2 separate regions of the Homo sapiens genome follow, and region 1 is linked to region 2. Evidence: chromatin loops called from intact Hi-C (ENCODE). Cell type or tissue: mammary epithelial cell. All regions are shown on one strand. Each heading gives the region's core, and the rest is flanking DNA. Links, peaks and the distances in the headings are about the cores only. Region 1 has its middle 220 kb from the start of TMEM200A. Region 2 has its middle 150 kb from the start of SMLR1.

Region 1 (8,348 bases), core at 166-8,165, 90 kb before region 2:
TGTCTATATAGGTGGATTCTGGGATGAGTTAGTTGCAACTTGACCTAAAATGCAGGCAGCCTCTTTTGCCTAAAATTCAAAATCAATATCTGGCACTAAAAGTTGGAATGTTTACCTCAAACATTGACCCTTGAAAGCGTACCACTTTAAAGACTGTAATTCATCTGACATTGATGTTTGGTTGACAATTAATATGTTCACACATCTAGTAAACCTTTGGATTCCTCCCACATAATGCATGCAGTCTGATTTTTGTGACAAAAACAACTATTTATCATTCCAGCCTTTTCATCCAATACTTCGCCTTTTCATCTATTTCTATCATTCTTTCCAGACACTACTATACTATGATTGGTCACCTGAAAGTATTTTTTTACTTCACCAGGGGCAAACTTTAATGCAGAGTGCTTAAAAAGTCAGAGAGGAAATAGATTAAACAGGGCTTAAATTCTCCTATACCAGCAGTTCTAACCAGAAACATACTTCATTTTTTTGGGAGAAAGCTTTGTAAAAATACATATGCCTAGACTATCCTAGGGAGTCTGGCCATGAGATGGTCTGTATTTAGAAAAAGCTGCCTGGGTAATTGTGATGTGCACTCTTGGTTGAGAACCATCGTCTAACGTTGGTCCTACCCTTTGTGGTCTCATTTAGCATTCTCCTTGACTAAACAATTTGGTTGGTTTCACTTTGTATCCATCATTCTTTGCCACGTAGAACCTACGATCTGGTAGTGAGAGAGATTTCCAAAGAAGGTAATGTAGTAAGAGAAGAGTAGAGAGCTGAGGCCCAAACCAAGAATAGCACCCACATTTAAGACAGAAAAGCAGCTCGTGGCAAGAACAGTTTGCATGGAGTAGTTGGAGTGGAAGTAAGATCCCAGATGTCAAGAGCAGGCACTGGAGGCACAGAGGCAGCAGCATGAAGCAGGAAATTGACTCTGCTGTACCCCAGCTCAGGATGCCCACCTCTCCCTGCCCCATTCTCCTGATATCCACACCCTCACCCATCTTTTTTTTTTCCATTTTAGCTATGTGCTACAGCCAGTTAGAAAAAGAAGGGAACAGATAAGTAGTATACCTGGATCACAGACCTTCTGTTATAACCACTCACCTCAAGTGCAATGAGCTTCCCATTACAACAACCTCGGGCCACAGTATCGTGTAGGAGACAACTATACAGTCACAGGACACGACAAAGGGAAGAGTAAACAAGATATAAAAAATAAAACTGTTGAGAAAAACTCCAAGGTACTAAGGCAGTAGTGATTGTAATTTGGTTCCAAATGTCAAGTACAGGTAGCTTAGATGTTTCAATACCTCTTTGCCCTTCTGAATGCTAAGTGATTGAACAGAAACCCCACAACAAATTTCTGGAACATATCTGGCCTAAAAACCTTGAAGCAAAGCTCAACACAACTTGAAAGCACTGGACTCATTGGGCAGGGGTTCCTGGTCCTTTGCTGGCTCCCTGCTGCATTCTTCAGATCACACACATTTTCTGGGAATTTGTTCAATGGCTTTATTAGCTCTGTCTCTCAGATATAAATTCCTTGATATTTTATTCCAAACACCATCAAATATACAAGAATACATTCCCTACCCTTTCATATCTTTATTCACATAACTGCCCGACACATATTTTTTAATCCAGAAATAATTAGTGTGGAGTCTGTGGGCATATGAGTATTTCAAGAGCTCTCTCAAGTTGATTAACTCACTCATCATAAGGTAAGTTTATCTGCATAGATCTTTGAGATGCAATGTGCTTTTCCTCTCTGGAGACTCCTTTTGCACTCTTGAATATGTTGAAGTTTTCTTTGTTATAATAGCCCTTGTTCTAATAAAGAGAAGCTACTCACTCATTGGCTCAGGAGACCCTTTATTCACAGTAGCCAGTATTGAACAGAAGATGCTTATTTGGCAGGAGCCCAATTTTAAAATAATAATAATAATAATAAAATCAAGTCATATTTCAGCTTCCAGATTGCAAAAGATTGATATGACTGAGTCATTATACTTGATTCTTGACTTTAAGATGTACAAATAAAGAAAAGGTCCTGGGCATGTCTAAAAAGAGAGGTTCTTAACCCAAGTCTTCATGATTTTAGACTATAATTTTGAGTCAAGCTTCCTGTATACGAAAAGACTGCCCTAGCCTTGTGTTATTCTTCAGGAAGGACTGCCCGGCTAGAAGGAAAAACCAGCTGCCACAATCCCACCCATATGTGAAGCTATGTCCCCATCACTTTCTTGTTCCCAGCCCATCAGAAGGTGGGTCTTTCCTCAATGGCTCATTTTCTCCAAGATTGTGGGGCTTACCTTTTGTTTCTTTACTCCTAAGAACTGCCGAAAGGAGGGTAGCCTAATTATTGTATCAGCTGCTTTGTCTTGGATGTGGAGAGGAAAGTTTATAATTCTAGAACATTCTTACAGTAAGTTCTTCGTGATCAGTACAGATTTGCCCATGAGCCACTTTAAAGCAATACATGCTGGAACAAAACAAATTCATCATGGTTTTAACTTTTAAAATCATAGTACCATTTTTGAAATTTTGAAATAGTTCTGGTAGAGATATTTATAAATAGGCATTTGCCAAATGTAGAAGGGTAGAGGGAAATTTCAAACAGAAGAAACGATATATGCAGAGGTAAAAAGGAAGTAAAATCTTGCCATTAGTAAGAAATTAAAAGAAGTTTGAAATAGATGATGAAGTATCATAAAATATCTACCTCAGAGTTGTGAGGAAGAAGAAAGATAAGGCAAAGGTCAAATTATAAAACATATTTTTTCTACATTAAGGAGTTTGAATTTTACTCTGAAGTTTGTAAGATCTACAGAAAGATTTTACTCATGGGATGACGTGGTCAAACTTTGGATTCAGAAAGATTAATCTGGCAGCTGTGAGAAGAGTGAATAGAAGAGTATCAGATTAGAGACAGAGAGAAAACTGTGACTTTGGGGAAGTTAATCTCTTTGAGCATCAGTTTCCACATCTGTAAAGTGGAAAGTAATAAAAACCTAAATAGTTTGTGCCATAGTGAAAAGTACATACACAGTATGATATGTCTGAGATTGGGAAGTACTCAATAAAAGACTGTCATGTATATTATAAGCTACCTGGACAGGGTCAGGGAAAAGAGTTGAGATGGGATTGGAGGGTAGCAGGAAATGAAATTGACTCACTCAAGAAACATTTCTTGAGCATCTACTTTGCATCAGGCACAGTGTCAAACAATGAAACATACTTGTGGTCTAGTACATAAATCCTTCATGTGTTATACATACCTTGTATCCTAGCCAAAAGCTACTGACTGCAAAGGAACACGTACATTGCAAATAACCTATGATTAATGTTTCAGGAGATTTTTCCATTATATAGCTAAAGAAAAAACTCTTTGAAAATTATCCTTTCATTAATAGACAAATTTCTTAATCTTATATTATTTCTCAATCTTTTCTGTCATTGATTTCTTTACAACATTTATCCACATTATCTTACTCTTTTGTGAGTGAAAATCAAAGATAAGCACATTCACAATGGAAGAACTTTGACATGCACAATACTATTTCTCACACTGATTTTGTAGCTAAACAATAAAAGTAAAATATGCTTTTTAGAGGAAAAAGTGCTCTCTATTTTATGTAGAAAGCTTAATACTATATTTTTATCTTTTCCTGATTCATAAAGCATATTTTGTGCCATAGACTTTACATACTTTTATACTATAAAACTAAGTTAAGATAAACAACTAAAATCCAGAATTGAAGAAAAGGGTTTTACAATGTTGTATAGTGTTGTATTATTAAAATATACTTAATGAAAGCTAAGGTTGTATTTGAGTGAGACAAAATGAAATAAACCTACCAGGTTACTAAATATATATAAACTTTTCCTGAGGATATTTATAAATTCACAAAAGAACAAAGGTATGTTACCTTTACTAACTTTTTAATGTCAGTTTTCAAACAAGGCAGTTGAATCTTTTTTGATTCTTGAATATCCTAAGGTTTACTTTTTTTGTCCAGAGAGATTTTCTATTTAATTAGACCTTAAGAATAAGCCTATCCACCCAAAATATTACCTAATTAATTTCCTCCAGTAAAGTGCAGTCATTGCTACCAAAATCAATCTATATAGCCTCACAGTTTTCATTCTTCAAATAATTTCCCTCTTGTTCCTCTTTTTTTCTGACAAAAGAATTCTTTTTAGAATATACATTTAAAAGAATTCTTTCTAGAGTATATTACTTTTTCCCCAGGGCTATCATTAGTTCATTTTCCAAAAACTCATAATGCTAAAGGGAATAATTTGGTAAAGAAAAACCATATGACATCAAAACAGAAGTCAGTCCATCACTTTTCTAGACCAAGTATAGAAGATCTATTCTTGAGTAATAACTCACAACACATAATAGGCAATTTGAAATAATTACACTTATGGAATATCATTATTTATTAGACATTTATCAAAGGAGCAACAACACAATGGAACTAACAACAAGTGTTCATGCATTTTTCAGTGGCTTAAATCAGAACTTTAGACAAATAAAAAACTTTTTAAAAATAAGCCCCTTCTTGGAAAAAAAATGTGCAACCACTTTAAATCATCAAAAAGAGGGTAGAAATGATAAAGAGCATTTGAAGATATAATCTATGAGATAAGACCCCTTCTCCTCTGTGTAAGTGCCCCTCTTCACAACCTTAAAGAGGCTCCATTTTATTCTTATTCAAAAAATAAGAGAAAATATTTTTAATTTTTAAAAATATATTATTCATGTCTAGCATTCCTTACAAGAAGAATTTAGGAACACAAATCAATAATCTATAGGACTATATTGTTATTTTGAGTTGTAAAATTCACCAGTTTTTTCTAGGACTTGGATGCTATGCTTCCACTAATGAAATGAAATTCAAGGTAACTGGTTCAGAGAAAGCTGGTTATAAACATGATATAATGCTAAGAGTTGTCATTACTATTTGAATATGCAGACAGATATTTTTCCTCTTGCACTATCTTTATAAGCCTTTTATTTTATGTGTAGCTTACCATTATTGAAAATAGAGATACCAACTCTTCATAATATGTAGTAGAGAGCTGTGGTCATCTTAATTAACATACTTGTTTATAAGTAAAATTTAAAAAGCAGTAATTAAATTTGTCACAATTTAAATCCTGGGCTAGTTTTAATTTTTAGATTGAATAGTTTTTAACAAAAGCTCACACTACAAGAAAAGTAAGATTTATAAATATATGAACCTGTTTGAGAACATATATTCTTAACTTCATTGTCTAGGAACAGTTTTATATGCAAAAATGTTTAGCCAAGTTTGAATTATAGAATGGTAAGAATATAATTTAGGAAGAAAAAAATCATGTAAAATGTCTGCAGATATGCAAAAATAATCCTATTTAGTCAGAAATATCTGCACTGTAGCACCAGTTGTGCTACCAGCTAATCCCTTCCTTCTTTGAAAATGAGAAGGAACAGATATTTCAGTAGATAAAATGGCACACATACTAAAAGAAGCCTAAATTTATGGAACAACCTGTTCACTTCCTTGGGATTCTATCCAGAAGACACAGAATTGTTTTTAATAACTCTAAAATGGTAGAGTTTAGAAAGCTTAGTTTGAAGAAAAATAACAAAAGGAATGACTACAGTACACATATACCTATAGGCCTTTTGTTATTTTCCTCCAAACTAAGGAATATATTACACAAAAATATATATATATGTGGCCAGGCATGGTGGCTCACGCCTGTAATCCCAGCACTTTGGTAGGCCAAGGCTGGCAGATCACAAGGTCAAGAGATCGAGAACATTCTGGCTAACATTGTGAAACCCCATCTCTACTAAAAATACAAAAATTAGCTGGGTGTGGTGGTGCATGCCTGTAGTCTCAGCTACTAGGGAGGTTGAGGCAGGATAATCGCTTGAACCTGGGAGATGGAAGTTGCAGTGAGCTGAGATCACGCCACTGCACCCCAGCCTGGTGAAAGAATGAGACTCCGTCTCAAAAAAAAAAAAAAAAAATATATATATATATATATAAATATAAAAATAAACATATATAGTCTGTGTATGTTACATATATAAAATATATATATATTTAAAGTCAGGATAGAGCAGGGCAGGTAGGGAATAGAGCATTTTGATTTTCTAGGAGAAAAACAAAAGTTGTTAAGATTTTGTCTTTAAGTTATACCAGGATAACATATTACAGCAAATGGAATGATGGCCCCCAAAAAGATATGTCCAATTCCTAATTCCTGGAACCTGTAAATGTAACCTTATTTGGAAAACAGAGTATTTGCAGATGTAATTATGTTAAGGATTTTGAGATAAAGAGAACATTCTGGATTATCTGAGATAGGTTCTAAATTGAGGGACAAGTGTCCTTATAAGAAACACACAGAAGACAGACACAGAGGAGAAAGCCATGTGAAGACAGAGTCAGAGGCTGAAGTGATGGGGCCACAAGCCAAGGAAAGCTGACAGCCACCAGTAGCTGGTGCCAAGAAATAGCACCTTTCCTAGAGCGTTGGGAAGCAGCACAACCCTGCCAAAACCTACCTAGATGTTGGAATTCAGGTGTCCAGAATGGTGACAGAATAAATGTCTGTTGTTTTAAGCAATTAGTTTGTGATAATTTATTACAGTAGCCACAGGAAAAGAAGACAATGTGTATATGCTGTGTGTGTCTGTGTTTATAACACATATATGTATGTATGTACTCATGCACTAAGACACTGCTAGTACCCCTTCACATATACCATATCACATGAGATTCCATTAAATGGAGTTGAAAAATCTCTGGAATATTATGTCTTAAAGTCAAGTTTAGTTTATGCTATTTGTTGAATATAATTGACATGCCAAGTACTGTGCTAGGCCCTCTGGAAACAACAATAAGTCAGACACCACCTGTACTCATGAAGCATCCCAGTGGAATATCGACAAGTGAACAAACATGGAATACACTAAGATAACTCTTTCTAGGTATGGATGCATGGGAGCCCGAAAAAGAACATACAGCTCAGTATCGGAGGGGGCAGGAACAGAGATCACAGGGAGTTTTCCAGAAAAACAAACACCTAAAGTTAGTAAAACCTGAAAGATGAGTTTGCATGGTAATGCTGGTACAATGGCATGCAAACTCATCTATTGTACCAGTGGTGGCACAATGACATGGAGCAAGGGTTTAGACGGCATAGGGGAAGAACAGAGAAGGTTCAGGCTGAGAGAACAAAATATACATGAAACAAGTTCTGTGAGATAGCAGTGGGTGTGAAAGAGGCAAGGGATGAGACCAAGATGTAGGCAGAGAGCAGAGAATGATGAACCTTGTAAGTCATTCTAAGAAGTTTATACTCTATCATAAAGGCATTGGGTGTTATTGGAGGGTTTTAAGCACAAGAGACATAAGGGGATTTTAAAAAATCATTAAAATCACTATCTATGGTGTTAACTAACATCAGAAAAAATTGGAGCCAGAGATACTTTTTATGAGACAACAGTGGCAGCCCAGGCAAGAGATAAGGATGCTCTGGATTAGAGGAGTGATACAGGGATGAACAGATAGGACATTTCCATGGAGTCATGAAGGGGGTAAAATAGAAAGGAATCAACACTTGGGTAAGTATGTATATGAGGAATAGAAGAGACATCTGGGTTTCTACCTTGAGCAGCTGAGGGGATGGTAGTATTATTTCTCAATTCTGGAAAGTGGGCTGAGGGGCATATCTTGGGGGAGGATATGATGAGCTCAGAGAAGGCGAGTAGGAGAGCCACCCCAGTGGAAGAAGAAAAGCAATTGGAAATGTTGGTTTGTAGCTCAAACCAGAGATACCTGGGTTAGAGACACAGATTTGTAAGTCATCAGCACATAGATGATTGCTGAAGCCATAGGAGTAACTGGGAAATCCCAGAAAGAACAAGTGCAGTAAAAATTAGAAGGGACACAGATGGAACTTGCAGGAATACCACATTGTATAGATAGACAGAGAAAGAAGAACCCCCAAAGGTGACAGAATGAGTAGCCAAAGAAACAGGAGGAAAACCAGAAAAGTATAGTATCACAAAGACAGGCCAGATTTGAGACGGAGAGAACATCCTGAATTATCTGGGATAGATTCTAAATTGAGTCCATGGCCAAAGGAAGGCCAGATTATGAAGACAGGAGTGTGCAGCTGTGTTAGATGCTCCAGATAGTACTGTAATAACTCAGAATTTTCCAGAGCATTTATTGACCAGGAGATGATTGGTGGACTTGGTGAGATGTTCTAAATAGAGCAGAGGAGACAAAAGCCCAACTTCAGCAGGTTGAGTCATAGTGGGGTGGAAA
Region 2 (8,348 bases), core at 318-8,317:
TAAGAATGTAAGAAGGTACTGAGACCCAAAGATTTGAGAACTGCTGACCTTTGCATCCATCTTGAGATTTGTATTATACTGAAATTATCTTTCTTTGTGTTTATCTTTCCACTCCGGCTGTGAATGACTGATGCAAACCACAAATGACGTGTCATTGTGCCTCACGTACCAAGCACAGAATGTAGCATGTACTGGTGCTTAACAAACATTGATTATTGAGTTCCAAGCTCAATTGGTATAACCTGTTCCCTCAAAGAACTAACTATATCACTGGAGAGTTAGGATATGCACCCCAAATAGAAAAATTATATATTCTGATTTTATTAAAGTGCCAGATGAGTTATAAGGGCAGAAAAGTAAAAACATTTAGAAATTTGTGAAGATAAAATACCCAAAATATCTTTATATTTACTGATCCCTGTAAAAATAAGGCTATTTGAAAATTCTAAGAGGTTACACAAATATTTTAAGAAATATTTACAACAAAATTCCAACTTATTAAAAGAATTTGGATAGCCTCCTTTGCTTCTTTCTATATACAAAATTAGCTATGATTTTAAACTGTAAAAACTGAAACTTGATCCCCTTGAAAAGCATTCTAGGATTCTAGCAATACCCAACTATGATCAATTAAAGATAAATTGGTGTTGTGAATTAATGCATTTATATAAGAGAGAAAACATCATAATTTGAAGCTACTTGTGAACACTAAGCTTGAAATGGAAAAACAAGAGTGTTGCTAGGAAATAAGTGAAAACAATCAGCTATTTTTATAGTCCAGAGCATCTTATCCCCTTAATGTGTTTTATTTAATTTGTTTATTGCTTTAAAAGACATTATTTCATATTAGAGGCATGATTTGGAATATGTACCTGAACAGCAGACTCTTTTGTGGAGGGAAATGAGTTTTACTAAAAGATGTCAGCTAATGGAGTCTTCCATTGGCCAAGATAAGTTTATTTTTATTGATGGTAACTATCTAGTCTCTAAGCTTAAGCAACCCAAACAAGTCCCCGGGCCCTAATAACTGCAACAGGTGTTTCTCAGGCTACCAGCCAAGAGCCACAGAGGGTCATCCTCAGAAAGAAAAGAGCAGAAATTTGTGACTTGGCTCCACCAGCTGGCTCCCTGGAATGCAGCACTTCCAAATCCCTTCTTCTGGCTCACAGAAAATATCAAGATTTTCCAGCACCTGCTGCCTTTTCCAGCTGCTGGCTCCTGGCTCCCACTTCCCCAGCCTACACCCAGAAAATCTTTGAGCTGCTCTTGCCCACCCTGCTGCCCACACTGTTTTCCAGGAAGGCCACATGCCTTCACTTTCTTTGATCTGGTCATTTTCCTCTTCTGTTTTTATGTCCCAAGTTGAAGTAAGACAGCAGCTCTGCCAGTCATGCATTTTTTGTGGCTCATGTGCTTTTTGTTGTTGTTTTGCTCCTTTTAAATAGCTCTACTCTTCTAAGGATTCTAGCAGTTATCCAAAGAGTTCCAGACTTCAAAACAATTCAGCAACACAACACAGTGTTCTTAAACAAAGGGGTTGATTGCCTTTTAGTTCAGTGTCAGTGGGTAAACTCCTTGAGATTCTTCATTATTGTGGACTGAACTGTGTCTCCCCAAAAATCATTGAAGTCTCAACTCTCAAGATGACTATATTTGGAGATAGGGCCTTAAAGGAGGTAATTAAGATTAAATGAGGTCATGAGAGTGGAACCATAAATATAGTAAGATTAGTGTCCTTATAAGAAAAGGATGAGACACAAAGAGCACATGTACACAAAGGAAAGTCCACATGAGGACACAGTGAGAAGGTGACTGTTTGCAATCCAAAGAGGGAGGGCTTACCAAAAACCAACCCTGCAGCACCTTGTTCTTGGACTTATAGACGCCAGAACTGTGAGAAAATAAATTTCTGTTGTTTAAGTCACCCCTTGCTGACTATTATCCCCTCTGAAACAAATGTACAAAAAGGAGAGCCAAGAGAACAGGAGGAGTCGTTATAATGGACAGAAAAACTTCACAACATTTCTGGAAAACCGAAGATGGACAAAAACTTACAGATAGATGAAATGACCAAAGAGGTCCACAGCCCAGACATAATTATGAGGAGGCAGCAGTATAGATGACAAGAAATGCCCTGTTGTAACTCCTGCAGGATGGAAGTGAGAAGTTACACTTTCATCCTCCTCCCCAAATCCTGCATCTAAAGCAAAGTCTGTTAGCATTTTCCCCTAAAGACTGAATAAAACATTTGAAGATAATTAAACTTTTTAGCTTAGTGACTCAAAATGAAAACTCTCTCTTTCTAACATGTGAACCTCTGTAGCCTAACAACTGACTTCTTACACATTTACCTGAACACAAATGCTATTAGTCAACACCACACAGAGTTTCTAGACAGAATTCATACTGAGAAGAGAGATTTTGAGGTAGGAAATCTTAAACAAGAGCAGAGAAAACTCAAATATATGCAGTCTTTCTGACTTAAAACAAGTGCATAAGCAATGGTTACCAGGTATTGAACTAGCAGCAGTAAAGAAAATCAATAACATAAATAAAAAATGACACTGGAAGAAATAGAGATAATTCAGGAAAAAGAAGAAAACTTTTAAGAAATATTCAAATGTATATGCTTTTTAAAAGATGAGCCATAAAACATGAACAGGATATTATGAAAAAAGAACAAAACCTTCTTGTATTAGTTATCCATCATTGCATAACAATGCATAACAAATTACCATGAACATGGCAGTTTATAACAATACCTATCTGTTGTGTAACAGTTTCTGCACGTTGGGAGTCTGGCCACAGCTCAATTGAGCCTTCTGTTTAGGGTTTCACAAGGTTGCAGTCAAGGTGTTGACTGGGCCACATATTCATCAGGAGTCTAAACTGGGGAGGCTGAGGCAGGTGGATCACTTGAGTTAGGAGTTTGAGACCAGCCTGGCCAACATGGTGAAACCTTGTCTTTACTAAAAATACAAAAATTTAGCCGGACGTGGTGGCACGTGCCTGTAATCCCAGCTACTCGGGAGGCTAAGGCAGGTGAATTGCTTGAACCCCAGAGGTGGAGGTTGCAGTGAGCCAAGATTGCACCACTGCACTCCAGCCTGGGTTACAGAGTGAGACCAGGCCTCAATACACACACACACATACACACATACATACATACATACATACACACACTGGGGGAGAGTCTACTTTTGGGCTCACTGGGGTTGTTGCAGAATTAATTTCCTTTTGGTTGTAGGACTAAGAGCTCTGACTCTTTGCTGACTTGACTAAGGCCACCTTCCATCCTCTAGAGCCTGTTTTCATCAGTTAGAGGCTGTTCACTGTTACTAAGTCTCTCTACAGTTCCTTCCAAAGAGAGCTTCCCCAACAGTACCACTTACTTCATCAAGCCAGTAAGGAAAGTTTGTAGAGGAAGTCAACCAGCAAGATGAAATATTACATGACATATTATAATCATAGAAGTGGCTTCCTATCTGTTGTTTTGAAGCAAATGACAGCCTGTCCACATTTAGAGGCATGAACATCAGGAGGCAGTATCACGGAGTGATCAACTTAGAGTCTGTCTGCCATACATCTGAAAGATTAAGTTTGGTTAGTTACATTTTAATAACTCAGCAGAAATATCCAATATAATTAGTGAACACAATTTTTTAAACCCCCAGAATATAGAGCTAAAAGATAGTCAGAAAATATGAGAGAAAAGACAAGGGAAATTAAAGAGTTTTGTCCTCTAAAAAATAAAGATGTAGGAACAATAAGGAGTTTACTTTGGGAGAATACAAGAATGAGAGAGAAGGGATGTAGGAAGAGGAAGGGCATGAATAACTTTGGTAGAAATTAAAATGTTTTTTGCTTGGGTCTTTATGTATTTTAAGACCCTGGAGGTTGGCCATTTGCTAATTACGTGACCTTAAAACAAGTTACTATTCCTCTGGGATTCTCAACTCATCTATAAAATAAGGAAAATAAAAACCTCCCATCACATCACTTGTAAAGATGAAAGGAAATAATGCAGCTAAAGCACTCTCATGGTCAATGTTATGTGTCAACTTGTCTGGGATAAGGGATGCCCAGATAGCTGGTAAAACATTATATTTGGGTGTGTCTATGAAGGTATTTTCAGAAGACATTAGCATCTAAATCAACAGACTAAGTAAAGAAGATCACCTTCACCAATATGTGTAGGCATCATCCAATCTGTTGAGTCCTCAAAAAGAACAAAAGTTGGATGAGGGGTGATTTCATTCTCTCTTCTTGAGCTGGTATATTCATCTGCTCCTGCCCTTGGACATCAGAGCTACTGATTCTCAGGCCTTCAGACTTAGATGGGAGTTACACATTGGCTCCCCTGTTTTCCAGGCCTTTGGACTTGGACTGGAAGTACAACGCTGGCTTTCTTTGGACTCCATCTTGCAGACAACAAGTAGTGGGATTTCTCAACCTCCATGATCTCTTGAGCCAATCCCTCATAATTAATCCCCATGTATCTATATAACTAACACATATATATTTATATAGATAGATAAATGCATATCCTACTGGTTCTGTTTTTCTGGAGAACCCTGACTAATACAACTACTTAGCACAGGGCCTGGTACAGAGGTAAACTCAACTAACATTAATACTATGTGTATAGCTTTTACAAATTACTCACTTGATAAACCCTTCAGTAAGTGCCCGAAGATTATTTCCACATCATAACTTTGCATTTTCTCATGTCAGGGTAAGCAGTGCCTTTCCTCCCTAATTTGAGGGATTAAAGTGCAACTCCAGTTCCCAGGAATTGTGGTCCTTAGCCTTGCCACAGACGTGGAACACTTTGTAATATGACTTTTGCCATTGAACAATGATTCAAATGTGCATTTAGAAAACTAAGGCAGTAAGAGCAAAACTGAGTTAAAATATTCAGCCAAAAGGAGACAGAGACATAGATTTAAAAAGAAAGTACATTGCAGCATTTGTTTCACAAGAACAAAGTGATTTATTGAGGGAATAAATCATTAAGGATATTCTTGTTAGCTGTGATTTTAACTTTTAGAATATCTGACATACATTCTTTTGAATGTGAAAGTGCTGATTTCCCTCGTCACTTTCACCATGAGCACCCCTTCATTTTTACTTTCTTGCCAAGTTGATTACTCAGAAAATTGGATGCTTGATGGTAGCCCGGCAGCTCTAATTCTTACTTCTCAGACTAGTCTGAACTTGTAGATATAGGCTGCCTGGAAAATCCTTCATCACAACATATTCTTGAATCGCCTGAAGATGAATTTACAATTCTCATTTTTCACTTTTTTTTTTTTTTTTTTTTTTTTTTTTTTTACAGAGTCTCACTCTGTAGCTCAATGGAGTGCAGGGGCATCTCATCTCACTGCAACCTCCATCTCCCAGGTTCAAGTGATTCTCATGCCTCAAGCCTCTCGAGTAGCTGGGATTATAGGCATGTGCCACCACGCGCAGCTAATTTCTGTATTTTTTTTTTTTTTTAGTAGAAACAGGGTTTTACCATGTTGGCCAGGCTGGTCTCAAACTCCTGGCCTCAAGTGATCCGCCCACCTCAGCCTCCCAAAGCATTTTTCACTTCTTTACATGAGTATTGTACATTTTTAAACTTTATAAAAGTAATACATGGATATCTTTAAATAGTACAAAAAGGAAAAAGTAATCTCCCTTCCCTCTCCTTAAAGGCTGAAACACTGCTAAGAATTTCTGGTGTACCCTGAAAAAAAACTGTATCTGAATGGAATCTTTCGTTACCACAAGATAAATAGTAATGTGACTCCAAATAATTAGAACAGTCTAACGTTCATTAAGATACAAACTAGCATTTTATAGAAATTTTATCTGAAAACTCTAGTGCCATAAGGGGTGGCAGATTTTCCTTTGTGGCTTTTAAGTCCTTTTGTGTACTAGTCCAGCCTGAAACTGAAAATATCTTGATATATGGTCATGGGAAACACTAAACAGGCTCATTTATGGTTAGAAAAATCTGAATAGAACTTCTTGGTAGTTTGGGGAATTCTGGCAATGAAACTTCACTCAAACAGTTTGATGTTAATTGAGAGACCAAAAACCTTAGGGAAATATTTTCCTAAGTCATCCCACACTAAGATATAAATAGCCCGATGGTGAAATAATAACAACAATAACAGGAATAGGTCATAAAGGCATTGAGTCATAAGTGCTGAAATTCATCCCTGTTTTTCTGGGAAGGTTGAGGAACTATTTTGATATTAACTTAATCTGAAATAATTCAGTTATGTTTATTGTAAGTAAAGATAATAAGACCTACTCTATATTATATAGTTATTATAGGATTAAATAAAATATTAAGTTTAAAATTTGTTTCAAAGCCAAAACTCATTTTTTTTAAACATTTGTGGCTTTTTTTTCCATTTTCACAATTGAATTTTTCCCTGAGAAGGAAAAAAAGGTGAAATACCATGAACAGCCTTTTTGTATTAAAGGATAATTCTATCTCAGGAGAGACTGGAAACCAAACAGAACAAAAACACTACAAGTCTAATTTATTTTTACCTAACTTCTAGTTGATAAATGTGTATGCATGCAGGTCAACTGCTTATAAACACTTGATATTTATAATGCTTAGCTGTACTTCTGAAACTCTGCGTCTTATTGCTCATCCATTAGTAGCTGATGATTATGAAAAGAATACAATGGTTTTTAACCAATAATAGTAATTGTTTAATTGCTATTTTTATTAGACAGTAACTGGGCATTTATTCCATCTATTCACATTCAACGTGTTTGACAGAATGGCAAGAACAGGTTGCACCACTACAAATAGAAAAAGGTCATCTAATAAAGCAGTTTTTTAATCTTTAGCTTTGTTAAAATTATGAAATGTCTAAAACAATGATTTCCAATGCTAATGTCTGACAATTTGTCCCTTATATCATGATTAATAAATCAGCACACGTCGTCGTTCAAATTCTGAATCATAAGCTGAACAGAATGCAATAACATCGCAGAATTCTTAACAATTTGCCAAGTTCCCTCCCCTGGCCCTTTCTTCATTTTACAGTGATTTACCGTAAGAACATCTATCAAGTGATGAACAGTGCACCACCAGAAGTACACTTCTGGAATGGGAATATAATAGCATCATTTGAATAGAGGTGCAGTCAATTTTATTTCTTTGTCTCTGGGGAGACAATATAGATATATGAAGTCTGTAAAAAGCACTGTAATTTCAAAGCCTCATGTTAACAAATCAATTCATCATTGCCACCATCTTGTTCAAAAAAAAGAGAGAGAGAACTTCAACAAGCACGTTAACTTTTCTATGCTCTGTACAAAGCAATAACCAGAAATCATCCTGGTAGAGTGTCCCAAATATCCAAGAGGATGATTCTGGTTCATATTCCTCCAGTCTATTCCTTTAAGAAAGTGTTGGCAGGGCGCGGTGGCTCACGCCTGTAATCCCAGCACTTTGGAGAGCCAAGGCGGATGGATCACAAGGTCAGGCGTTGGAGACCAGCCTGGCCAACCTAGTGAAACCCTGTCTCTACTAAAAATACAAAAAATTAGCCGGGCGTGGTGGCGGGTGCCTGTAACCCCAGCTACTCGGGAGGCTGAGGCAGGAGAATCGCTTGAACCTGGGAAGGTGGAGGTTGCAGTACGCCGAGATTGTGCTACTGCACTCCAGCCTGAGCGACAGAACAAGACTCCGTCTCAAACAAACAAACAAAAATGTTAGAGCAGTTGCCGTTTTAGACAATGGAGGAATCTGAAGCAATCAACCAGATAAAATTTGCCAGAATCAAGGAAGCCAAAAGAAAAAATGCAAAATCAAAGTATCCTTGCTTCCTCAAAACTTATTCTTTAAAAATCCCTGAAAAAGTGAGGCAGCTCTGACTTTGAGCCTAGGTAGATGCTGACAGGAGACCTCAAATGTGCCGTTCTCTAGAAAGAGAGCATAGGGAAGGGAGTGCTGAGTGTTGGAATTAGGAGATGAGAGTTTCTGAGCCCTTTCTACACACACACACACACACACACACACACACAATTCCCAACCTCACACCCAAAGTTGGATGTTTTGCAAGGGACAAAGAGGAGCCCCAGTAAGAGAGTTTCCCGCATAGCATATGTGCTGTCTTGTGCCACTAGATCCCTCCCTGCTAACCCAGAAGCAGAAAATCACAGAAGCTAGAGTTTCCCACTAGCTGCCCATCCACAGGCTAAACTAGCTGTCCACCATCAAGTGATGGGAGGGAGAAAACAGAATCCTGGGGGAGAAGTGCAGATAAAACTGGGAGAGCAAAGCGAGATGAAATGCCACAATATTGACCCACACCTCCCTTTCCCCATCAAAT

The links. A loop is a pair of places that touch in the nucleus more often than their neighbours do. Peaks named below come from ENCODE experiments on the same cell type or tissue, not always from the same donor. Only the 100,000 strongest peaks of a DNase experiment are listed, where the experiment ranks them.
Region 1: it touches region 2 in a loop (4-fold over the local background); 2 of 110 quality-filtered maps call a loop at or near these places.

What each region holds. Positions count from the first base shown.
Region 1 is chr6:130,585,079-130,593,426 of GRCh38, forward strand. No RefSeq gene overlaps it. Among named protein-coding and RNA genes, the nearest start is that of TMEM200A, 220 kb to the left of the region's middle. In mammary epithelial cell, for the core only: no CTCF peak of the experiment used is centred there; a DNase peak (open chromatin) is centred at 3,243; H3K27ac peaks cover 791 bases.
Region 2 is chr6:130,675,163-130,683,510 of GRCh38, forward strand. No RefSeq gene overlaps it. Among named protein-coding and RNA genes, the nearest start is that of SMLR1, 150 kb to the right of the region's middle. In mammary epithelial cell, for the core only: a CTCF peak has its summit at 1,122 (motif pointing left); DNase peaks (open chromatin) are centred at 5,179 and 6,099; H3K27ac peaks cover 1,427 bases.